Regions from separate parts of the Homo sapiens genome. Here region 1 is linked to region 2. A link is an interaction called in ENCODE POLR2A ChIA-PET data of the cell type or tissue named here. Cell type or tissue: Panc1. All regions are shown on one strand. Region 1 overlaps ASCC1 (activating signal cointegrator 1 complex subunit 1). Region 2 overlaps DDIT4-AS1 (DDIT4 antisense RNA 1).

Evidence for each region. Peaks named below come from ENCODE experiments on the same cell type or tissue, not always from the same donor. Only the 100,000 strongest peaks of a DNase experiment are listed, where the experiment ranks them.
Region 1: POLR2A ChIA-PET joins it to region 2 with 8 read pairs; 5 of 35 experiments call an interaction of 5 or more read pairs at or near these places.

The regions. Positions count from the first base shown.
Region 1 is chr10:72,154,114-72,159,113 of GRCh38, forward strand. All of the region lies in intron 6 of ASCC1 (activating signal cointegrator 1 complex subunit 1), which reads right to left. Among named protein-coding and RNA genes, the nearest start is that of ANAPC16, 59 kb to the right of the region's middle. In Panc1, no CTCF peak of the experiment used is centred here; no DNase peak of the experiment used is centred here; H3K27ac peaks cover 3,932 bases.
Region 2 is chr10:72,266,970-72,271,969 of GRCh38, forward strand. It overlaps DDIT4-AS1 (DDIT4 antisense RNA 1), which reads right to left. Exons shown (of 2, transcript NR_186445.1): 2 at 4,417-5,000. Among named protein-coding and RNA genes, the nearest start is that of DDIT4-AS1, 4.2 kb to the right of the region's middle. RefSeq lists enhancers at 3,483-3,983, 3,984-4,484. In Panc1, no CTCF peak of the experiment used is centred here; no DNase peak of the experiment used is centred here; H3K27ac peaks cover 2,913 bases.

The DNA of each region.
Region 1 (5,000 bases), 110 kb before region 2:
CAAGCTAAGGAAACAATTTTGAATTCAGTTACACATCAACTTGTGTAACTGTTGATAAAGCAAAGTTCTCCTTTACAGAAGAACTCCAAAACTAATAAATGCAGAAGGAACAACAAAATTAGAATCTTGCAACTCCTGATAAAATAATAGATCTTGACAATGATCACCAATGGCTGCTAAAACTTGGGCAAAAGGCTGGGGGAAATATAAAGTGACCTCTCTAAAGAGGAGCTCTATAAATAATGGTCATGATGACCACACCTGAACCCACTGACCAAGCTGAATATTAACAGTAAAAGAAACAACCAGACAATATGTGCCTCTTAGCATGATGCAATAAGAATATACTCATATTTATGAGAAATAATTTATGCATAGGGTTTTTTTTTTTTTTTTGAGACAGGGCCACACTCTGTCACCCAGGCTAGAGTGCAGTGGCGTGATCTTGGCTCATTGCAACCTCCACCTCCCAGGTTCAAGCAATTCTTGTGCCTCAGCCTCCCAAGTAGCTGGAATTATAAACATGTGCCACCATGTCTGGCTAATTTTTATACTTTTAGTAGAGACTAGGTTTTGCCATGTTGCCCAGGCTGGTCTTGAACTCCTGGGCTGAAGACATCTGCCTGCCTTGGCCTCCCAAAGTGCTGGGATTACAGGCGTGAGCCACTGCACTTGGCCTATGCATAGGGTTTTAAATGAGGCATAAAGTTTTGTTTTGAGTACCAAAAGATTGGCAACAGACTAAAAGTCAAATAACATGGTACTGATTAGATAAATTATAATACTAAGAGCAATAAATAAACTATACATGTGACTAAGGAAGCTTTTAGGTACTGATATAAAACAATATAAAAAACATTAAAAACTGATATAAAATGATATATAAAACTGATATAATAAGTTATATTTCTAAGTTTTAAAAAAGGTTTACAACAATGTGCATGCTATGCTACTTGTACAAAAGATGGAGGTATAAAAAATATGTTATATATATTTGTTCATACATCTATAAAATCCCTGGAAGGATACAGAGAAAGTGGTACACTGGTTGCCTCTAGAGAGGAAAGCAGGTGGCTGATGAATTTCAGTGGTAGAGAAACTGCACTGCGTATCCTTTGCAACTTTTTGAACTATGTAAATGTATTATCCATTAACAAGTTAAAATTTTAAAAAATATCCAAAATAAACCAAACACAAAAGTGTATATACTAAATAATTCTATTTATGGGACATTTAAAAACAAACCACCAAATCTATGTAATAGAAATCAGAACAGAGGTTGCTTCTGGGAGAAGTGAATTCACTGGAAAAAGGCATGAGGGACCCTCATGGGGTGATGGCAATGTTCCACGTCTTGATTTGGGTGAGGTTGCACAGGTATAGACATTGGTCAAAGCTCATCAACTACACCTAAGATCTGTGCATTTTTAGTGTAAGTAAATTACACCTCAAAGGAAAAACATACATATACATATCCAAAGTGCTAATGGTAATTATTTTTTAGTGGTAAGATTACAAAATGATATTTTATTTTTGTGTATCTGTAATTACTGGTTTTCCTAAAATTAACACGTATTACCTTTGTGTTAAGTAAAACCCCACCATCCTGTTTTCTTCCTGGACCCCTTAATAAAGAAACTTGTACTGCAACCAGAAAAGGCCTTGTTGTGCCATGCTGAAACCCAATTAAAAATCAGCTCACTGCGCAGCCTTCTCCAAACCCCAAGGGGATAGGCACTTTCTCCATCTTATCCACATCTATATCCTCAAAATCTCACACCATGACTTATACAAAATGGGTGTTCAATAAATCTCTGGCAAACATTAAATGGATGTTTTAAGGGGGAAGCTGTTCTGGACAATTTTGAGAAGAATATGGTCACAGGCTGATATATTAAATAGTTTGGATATTTGTCCCTGCCCAAGTCTCCTGTTGAATTGTAATCCCTAATGTTGGAGGTGGGGCCTAGTGGGAGGTGTTGGGATCATGGGGACAGATCTCTTGTCAATGGCTTGGGCCATCCCCTTGGTGATAAATGAGCTCTCACTCTGAGTTCACACAAAATCTACTTGTTTCAAAGTGTGTGGCACCTCCCCTGCCACTCTCTGTTGCTTGTTCCTGCTTCTGCTATGTGATGTGCTTGATCCCCTTCACCTTCTGCCATAATTGAAGCTTTCTGAGGCCTCCCGAGAAGCCGAGCATGCTTCTTGCAATCCTGCAGAACTGTGAGCCGATTAAACCTCTTTTCTTTATAAGTTACCCAGTCTCTGGTATTTCTTTATAGCAATAATGCAAGAACAGCATAATACACATGCTATATTGTCATTAAGTAAAAATGTGGTACTGCCTTAAAAACAAAAGGATTTGGCCGGGTGCGGTGGCTCACGCCTGTAATCCCAGAACTTCGGGAGGCTAAGGCGGGTGGATCATGAGGTCAGGAGATCGAGACCATCCTGGCTAACATGCTGAAAGACGGTGAAACCCCATCTCTACTAAATATACAAAAAACTAGCCGGGCGTGGTGGCGGGCGCCTGTAGTCCCGGCTACTCAGGAGGCTGAGGCAGGAGAATGGCGCGAACCCAGGGGGCGGAGCTTGCAGTGAGCAGAGATCTCGCCACTGCACTCCAGCCTGGGCGACAGAATAAGACTCCATCTCAAAAAAAAAAAAAAGAAAAAAAAAAGGATTTTAGGATCAATCAAAAGACAGCTGGAAAAAAAGGAAAAAGTTGTCTTGACATTGAACCCAGGTCATGGGGATGCTCTTTGTAGCCTAGGAATCCTAGTAGTAAAGATTCCCTTAACACTTCAAGGCCTTATTATTGCATAAGACCAAAACTTCTCTCAGTGTGAAACTAGTAACTCAACTATTTTAGGCGGACACTTTTCTTTCCATGTTGCCCAGGGTGGTCTCAAACTCCTGGGCTCAAGCAATCCTTCCAGCTTGGCCTCCCAAAGTGCTTGGGTTACAGGCATGAGCCACTGCGCCCGGCCCAGATACTTTTTCTAATTAAGAAAAATTACAGCCTTGATCATAATAAGTCTTCCTATAGCCACCTCTAATAAGAAGTGAAATGTTTCAAAACACAAGCCAAGCTCTGAACTGTCATCTGAGGTATGTAGCTTCCATCAATACACAATGTATCTTCATTCCAAGTACTAGCCAAAGAATTCGATTTGAAAGATTGCCACTGAATCCTATCAAAATGAAGTCAAAAAAGTTTGTTTGAAAAAAAGTTTCACACTAAATACACATCCTCCGACATTTTTAAAGCTCTCACCCTGCATAGTTATATCACCAGAAAGCATCACCACACCATTGGCTTAGATTCCCACTAAAATGTTTTTAATGGGTTATATTTAATGTTATATCTGCAATTTCTAAGGTCAACAGAAGAAAGACCCATATGAACAATGTTTTTATCTTCTGCAAAATTCCTGTTAAAGACACTGTCAATCATCATTCAGCATTCTTTATTAAGATTTACATGACAAACTTTTGATGGATCGAGAACCAGAAAAGGTTACTCTCCTGAAAAAACTGTTATACTGGGGTTGGCTTCACAACAACCTGAGTGTACTTAACACTACTGAACTATGCACTTAAAATGGTTATGATGGCAAATTTTATGTTGTATTTTACCACAACTGAAAATTTTTTTAAACTATAAAAAAAATTGTCATACTGCTTTTTATCAGACAAGAACTATACTAAGTGGTGTATTTCTTTTTGTAATTTAGTTCAAGTACACTGGTGTCAGAAAATAGTACCAAACTTTAATGCTCAAGTACAATTATTACCTTACCTTGACTTTCAGATAGAATTTTCTCCCTATACCATCCTTATGGTTTCTAAATCTCTGACTGTAACATTTCTTTTGTATACATGTCCTCACTCTTAACTACCTCAAATACTTGGAATTAGATGGGGTACTAAGAAGAAAAAAAATTAGAAACAATGAAACAGGATCCAAAGCCTGCTTTATGAGCAGAAACACAAACTGTTTCAACCCACCCCTGAGATTTATCAAGAGGGAGATGAAAGAGCAGGATAGAAATCCGATGGTTTGCCCGATAAACACTCTTTGTCTTAGTGGCCAAACAATTACATCTGGGACACCAGTAAGCAAATTACTTTCCAACTGATGACACGTGAGGCAATAATCAGGCATTAATGTTTGTTCACGCGTATTTTCTCTCCTCTTTCTAGTCCCTTTAAACTTCTTTGGTTTGACGTCAGGCCTGCTGGAAACACTGAGGCACAGGAGGGTGCTGCTGTGACTGAAGAAGAGCTGCACATTTGTCAGACTCCGTACTCAGAGCCAGTGCACGGTCTGTGTCCTACATCTCACAAAGGAAAGTCACCAGGGACACAGCCGGAGCTTCCGAATTTACTAAACACTGAATAATTCATTCAAAATCTATAGAGCTACAAGAGCCTTTCACTGAAAAATTGAAACAAAACTCCTGTTTTTGGTCTCATAGCATCCTTCAAATTAAAAAACTACCCCCAAATTTAAAATGAATACTCAACTACTCATTTCTTCAATATAGCCATACAGCTCCACAGTTTAAATCAAATTCCAACATAGCCACATTTATTTCAATACTCCCATTTTAAAAACCATCAAATTAAACTACAGCACACTATGTACAGGTCTGTTCATTTTTCAGTGTTTTCCTTTCATATTTTAATTTGGGACCACTACACCATAAAAGGTTCAGGTTAGAAATGCCATTATTTATGGACATTTTTTCTAAGTACACCAAGCACAAAGACTAAGGTCAAAGAGCAAGAAAAAATTCGATGATCCAATTTACTGATTTACTTACCAGAGATTTAACAGAAGTACCCTTTTTGTTTTTTTAAGAAGTAGTCTCTTCTCAGAAGTAAATCAGTTTTGCACTTTTTAAACAAATGCATGTGATGGGAGAAATCAGGAGAAGAAGGTTGGGGAGGCTTGCTTTATTTTACTCGCTGGTTCCACATCTTTCCAGCTT
Region 2 (5,000 bases):
CCGGCTAATTTTCTATTTTTAGTAGAGATGGGGGTTTCTCCATGTTGGTCAGGCTGGTCTCGAACTCCCGACCTCAGGTGATCTGCCCGCCTCAGCCTCCCAAAGTGCTGGGATTACAGGCATGAGCCACCGCGCCCGGTCTGGACAACAGATTTTTAAAAGCTACTTTGAAAGACTGCTCAATACCGTCCAGGCCCGGTGGCCCATGCCTGTAATCCTAGCACTTTGGGAGGCTGAGGCAGGCGGATCACTTGATGTTAGGAGTTCAAGACCAGCCTGGCCAACATGGTGAAACCCCGTCTCTACTAAAAATACAAAAATTAGCCAGGCGTGGTGGCACGTGCCTGCAGTGCCAGCTACTCAGGAGGCTGAGGCAGGAGAATCACTTGAACCTGGGAGGCAGAGGTTGCAGTGAGCAGAGATCGTGCCACTGCATTCTAATCTGGGTGACAGAGTGAGACTCCATCTCAAAAAAAAAAAAAAAAAGACTGCTCAATACATTGTATTGTTAGTATTTCCATTTCAAAAAGCAGCCTTATTTGCAAAGACTCCTCACTGAGTTTTTAACTCTCCCTCCAGTAGGATAGACAAAATCCTCCTTGAGGCCCTCACTTCAGCTTTTCACAAGCCTCCTAAACCAGGTGCATTTATAATCGTGCTATTTTGACCAAGCTGTTTGTTGTTTTTCAAGAAAGCCACAGAATCCTGGGAACGCTTCTGCTGGCTTCTCATCTCCACCTCCTCCCAATGCTCCACCTTCTCCTTCATGCCTCGACCCACGGGCTCCTCCACCAGCTACTTCCACCAGCCGCAATGAGAAATTTCCAAAGGGCTGCAGAGGCGCCCCAAGCAGAGGCATGCGAGCGAGCTGGCTGGCCTTCAGGGGTTTCCATCCTGAATTCTGGGGTTCTTGGAATCATACCCCCACCCCAAGATCTGGTTCAACTTCCCAAACCCGACCAGGGTGACTTGCCAGACCGAGGCCCTGGGAACCGGTGCTCCAGACGGAACCGCCTGAACGGGGAGGGGCAGGTGGCCGGGAGTGAGTGCTCATTGACTTTAAATTGCAGGTTGCGGCATTGCGCTCTATTCTGATGGAGTGCAGTCCTGGAAGAGGCAGGGTTTATGCACGGTCAGGGCCCTGGCCACAGACACTGGGACATGGGGCCTGATCACCAACTCCAGAGGCCTGAGTCACCTGGGACATGACACCAGCCCACTCCTGCTCAGAGGTCGGCCAGTCTCCCCACCAGGGTTGTCTTGCGGCTGCCGTGTTGCACATTGTGTCTATGTGATGAGTGCTCCCTGGAGCACTACTCTCCAGAAGACACATGTTCATGCAGACTCTAATGGTAGCAGCATCCTCTGGAGTTGTGCAAAGAGGCAGCCCTGCTTCTTCTTCTTTTTTTTTTAATTAAAAAAAAATAGGCCAGGTGTGGTGGCTCACACCTGTAATCCCAGCACTTTGGGAGGCCAAGGCGGGTGGATCATGAGGTCAGGAGATCGAGACCATCCTGGCCAAAATGGTGAAACCCCATCTCTACTAAAATATGAAAAAATTATCTGGGCATGGTGGTGTGCACCTGTAGTCCCAGCTACTTGGAAGGCGGAGGTTGCAGTGAGCTGAGATCACTCCAGCTTGGCAACAGAACAAGACTCCGTCTCAAAAAAAAAAAATAGAGATGGGGGTCTCACTATGTTGGCCAGGTTGGTCTTGAACTCTTGGCTTCAGTCAGTCCTCCCACATTGTCCTCCCAAAGTGCTAGGATTACAGGCATGAGCCACCACACCCAGCCCTACTTCTACCAACAAGGGAACACTTCAAAGCATTTTGAGGGGAGTGACTGCTTCATGGGTAAAGGACCTCCATGGGAGTTAGGAAAGGTGTTTTGGAACCAGATAGAGGTAGTGGTTGCACAACATTGTGAGTGTACTAAATGCCACTGAACTAACTGTTCACTTTGAAATGGTTAATTTCTCTCCCTCCCTTCCTTCCTTCCTTCCTTCCTTCCTTCCTTCCTTCCCTCCTTCCTTCCTTCTTTCCTTCCTTCCCTCCTTCCTTCCCTCCTTCCTTCCTGTAATCCCAGCTACTCAGGAGGCTGAGACCTGGGCAACAAGAGTGAAACTCTGTTTCCAAAAAAAAAAAAAAAAGGCCAGGTGCGGTGGCTCACGCCTATAATCCCAACACTTTGGGAGGCCTAGGCGGGTGGATCACCTGAGGTTGGGAGTTCAAGACCAGCCTGACCAACATGGAGAAACCCTGTCTCTACTCAAAATACAAAATAAGCTGGGCATGGTGGCGCATGTCTGTAATCCCAGCTACTGAGGAGGCTGAGGCAGGAGAATCACTTGAACCCAGGAAGCAGAGGTTGCAGTGAGCCGAGATCGTGCCATTGCACTCCAGCCTGGGCAACAAGAGCGAAACAGCGAAACTCCGTCTCAAAAAAAAAAAAAAAAAAAAATTCCCTACAACAGATCAGCCCTCTGCAAGATTTCACGTCTCTCCCCAGTTTCCTGGGCTAGGTCGCTGACTATATTCCAGAGGAAGAACTGGATTGGCTTAGAAGCCCCATTCCCAGACCCCAGCTGAGGAGGAAGGGAAATGGTCAGATCTGTCCAAGGCTCTTGGCAGCACTTGCCATAAAGAGGATGGAAAGGTAGCATCAGGGTCCTCTTGAAGGCACCCCATAGGCCCCACTAGATCCTGGGAATCTAGATGCGGGTGTCTGCAATTCTGGAAAAAGCCATGTGCTTTTTGTTTTTGTCTCACTATGTCACCCAAGCTGTAGTGCAGTGGTACCATCATAGCTCACTGTAACCCTGGCCAGGCTCCAGCGATTCTCCTACCTCAGCTTCCTGAGTACCTGGGACTAAAGATGTGTGCTACCATGCCCAGTTAATTTTTATTATTTATTTATTTATTTATTTATTTATTTGAGACAGAGTCTCGCTCTGTCACCCAGGCTCGAGTGCAGTGGCAAGATCACGGCTCACTGCAACCTCCGCCTCCCGGGTTCAAGCAATTCTCCTGCCTCAGCCTCCCAACTAGCTGGGACTACAGGCACGCGACACCACGCCCAGCTAATTTTTGTACTTTTAGTAGAGATGGGGTTTCACCATGTTGGCCAGGATCGTCTGGATCTCTTGACCTCGTGATCCACCTGCCTCAGCCTCCCAAAACGCTGGCGTGAACCACTGCATCTGGCCAATTTTCTGTATTTTAGTAGAGACGGGGTTTCACCATGTTGCCCAGGGTGGTCTCAAACTCCTGAGCTCAGGTGATCTGCCCACCTCAGCCTCCCAAAGTGCTGGGGTTACAGGCATCAGCCACCATGCCTGGCTAATTTTTAAATTTTTTGTAGACACGGGGTCTCACTATGTTGCCTAGGCTGGTCCTAAACTCCTGGCTTCAAGTAATCCTCTCACCTCCAAAGTGTGTGGGTTAAAAGTGTGAGCTGCCACAGCCAGAGAAGCCACGTTCTTGCCTCATCTAGCCATTCATTCATCCATCCATTCATTCATGTATTTATCCAAGGAACATTTGCTGAGCCTTTTCTATGTACTGGGCACAGTGCTGGCTACTTGAAGTTAGGATGTGTAGAACGCCATCCTCAAGTAGCTTACTGTCTAGTGGGAAGACCAAAGTGGAAAGAATTATTAACAACAAAGATATGCACTGGCTGGAAAGATGCCCTGAGGAAGGCACCTAAGGGATGGAGTGTCGGGATGAGGGTGCTAGGGGAGGCTTCCTGGAGGAAGGGATGCCAGAGTTGGGTGGCCAAGGCTGCTGGTGGAAGCATGTCTAGGCAAGCCCACCTTGGCCTGAGGGGAGGAGGAGCGGGTGGGTGGACACCAAATGCAGGGTTTCTAGGTTTTGTGAGAGCTCCAATGAGGTCTGGTTCAGAGGCCAGGAGATGGAGCGTCCTCCTGACCAGAAGGGCCCCATTTGCAGAGCTGTGGAGTGAGGGGGTGTTCGGTGTAGGGAGGGTGGTTACAAAGTCTTTCCAGCTCCAGCCAGATGGAAGGGAATCTACCCTCCACCTCAGGACAGGATGGACCAAGGCCCTGCACTCTGGCTCCTGGGAGAGGCTAGCAGTTAAGAACCCCCACTTTACCCTCCTCCCGACCTTTGAGATTCTCCTGGCATACAGGCCTTTTCTCTATCAGGGGTTTTAGCAGTTGTCACAGGGGAAGACACTGACCACTCCCAACTCCCCCAGGCCTCTGCCAGGCCTCCTTGCAGGAGACTTTACCCTGGAACCCACTCCCTCCTACTTTAGGAAACACTTCCAACAATAGGACTGCCTTCTTTTTTTTTTTTAATCGCTTTTTAGAAACACAATGAGACAATAACACTAATAGATTTCTTTTGAAAAGAAACAAAATTACTCAGTGCGCATTAACCAGCCCTTCCCATTTGAGACAAGTTGTTTTATTAACAGAAGGAGACAGTGAATGAAAAAAAGGTGCTTGGAACACTGTTGGGCAGTCTTGATGGTGTTTGTTGAATGAATAAATGATTCCTAATAACTGACCTTTCCAAACCGGACCCGGATTCTTTTCCTTATGAATATCTACTTAAAAGGAAAAAAAAAAAAAGCCTGTGCTTTCTTTAGGTCAGTGTTCCACATTTTCCTGAATTTTTTTTCTGTCCAAAAAAAAAAAAAAAAAGGCCAGGCGTGGTGGCTCACGCCTGTAATCCCAGCACTTTGGGAGGCCCAGGCTGGTGGATCACCTGAGTTCAGGAATTTGAGACCAGCTTGGCCAACATGGTGAAACCGTCTCTCTACTAAAAATACAAAAATTAGGCCGGGCGCGGTGGCTCACGCCTGTAATCCTAGCACTTTGGGAGGCCGAGGCAGGCGGATCACGAGGTCAGGAGATCGAGACCATCCTGGCTAACACGGTGAAACCCTCTCTCTATTAAAAATACAAAAGATTAGCCGGACGTGGTGGTGGGCACCTGCAGTTCCAGCTTCTCGGGAGGCTGAGGTAGGAGA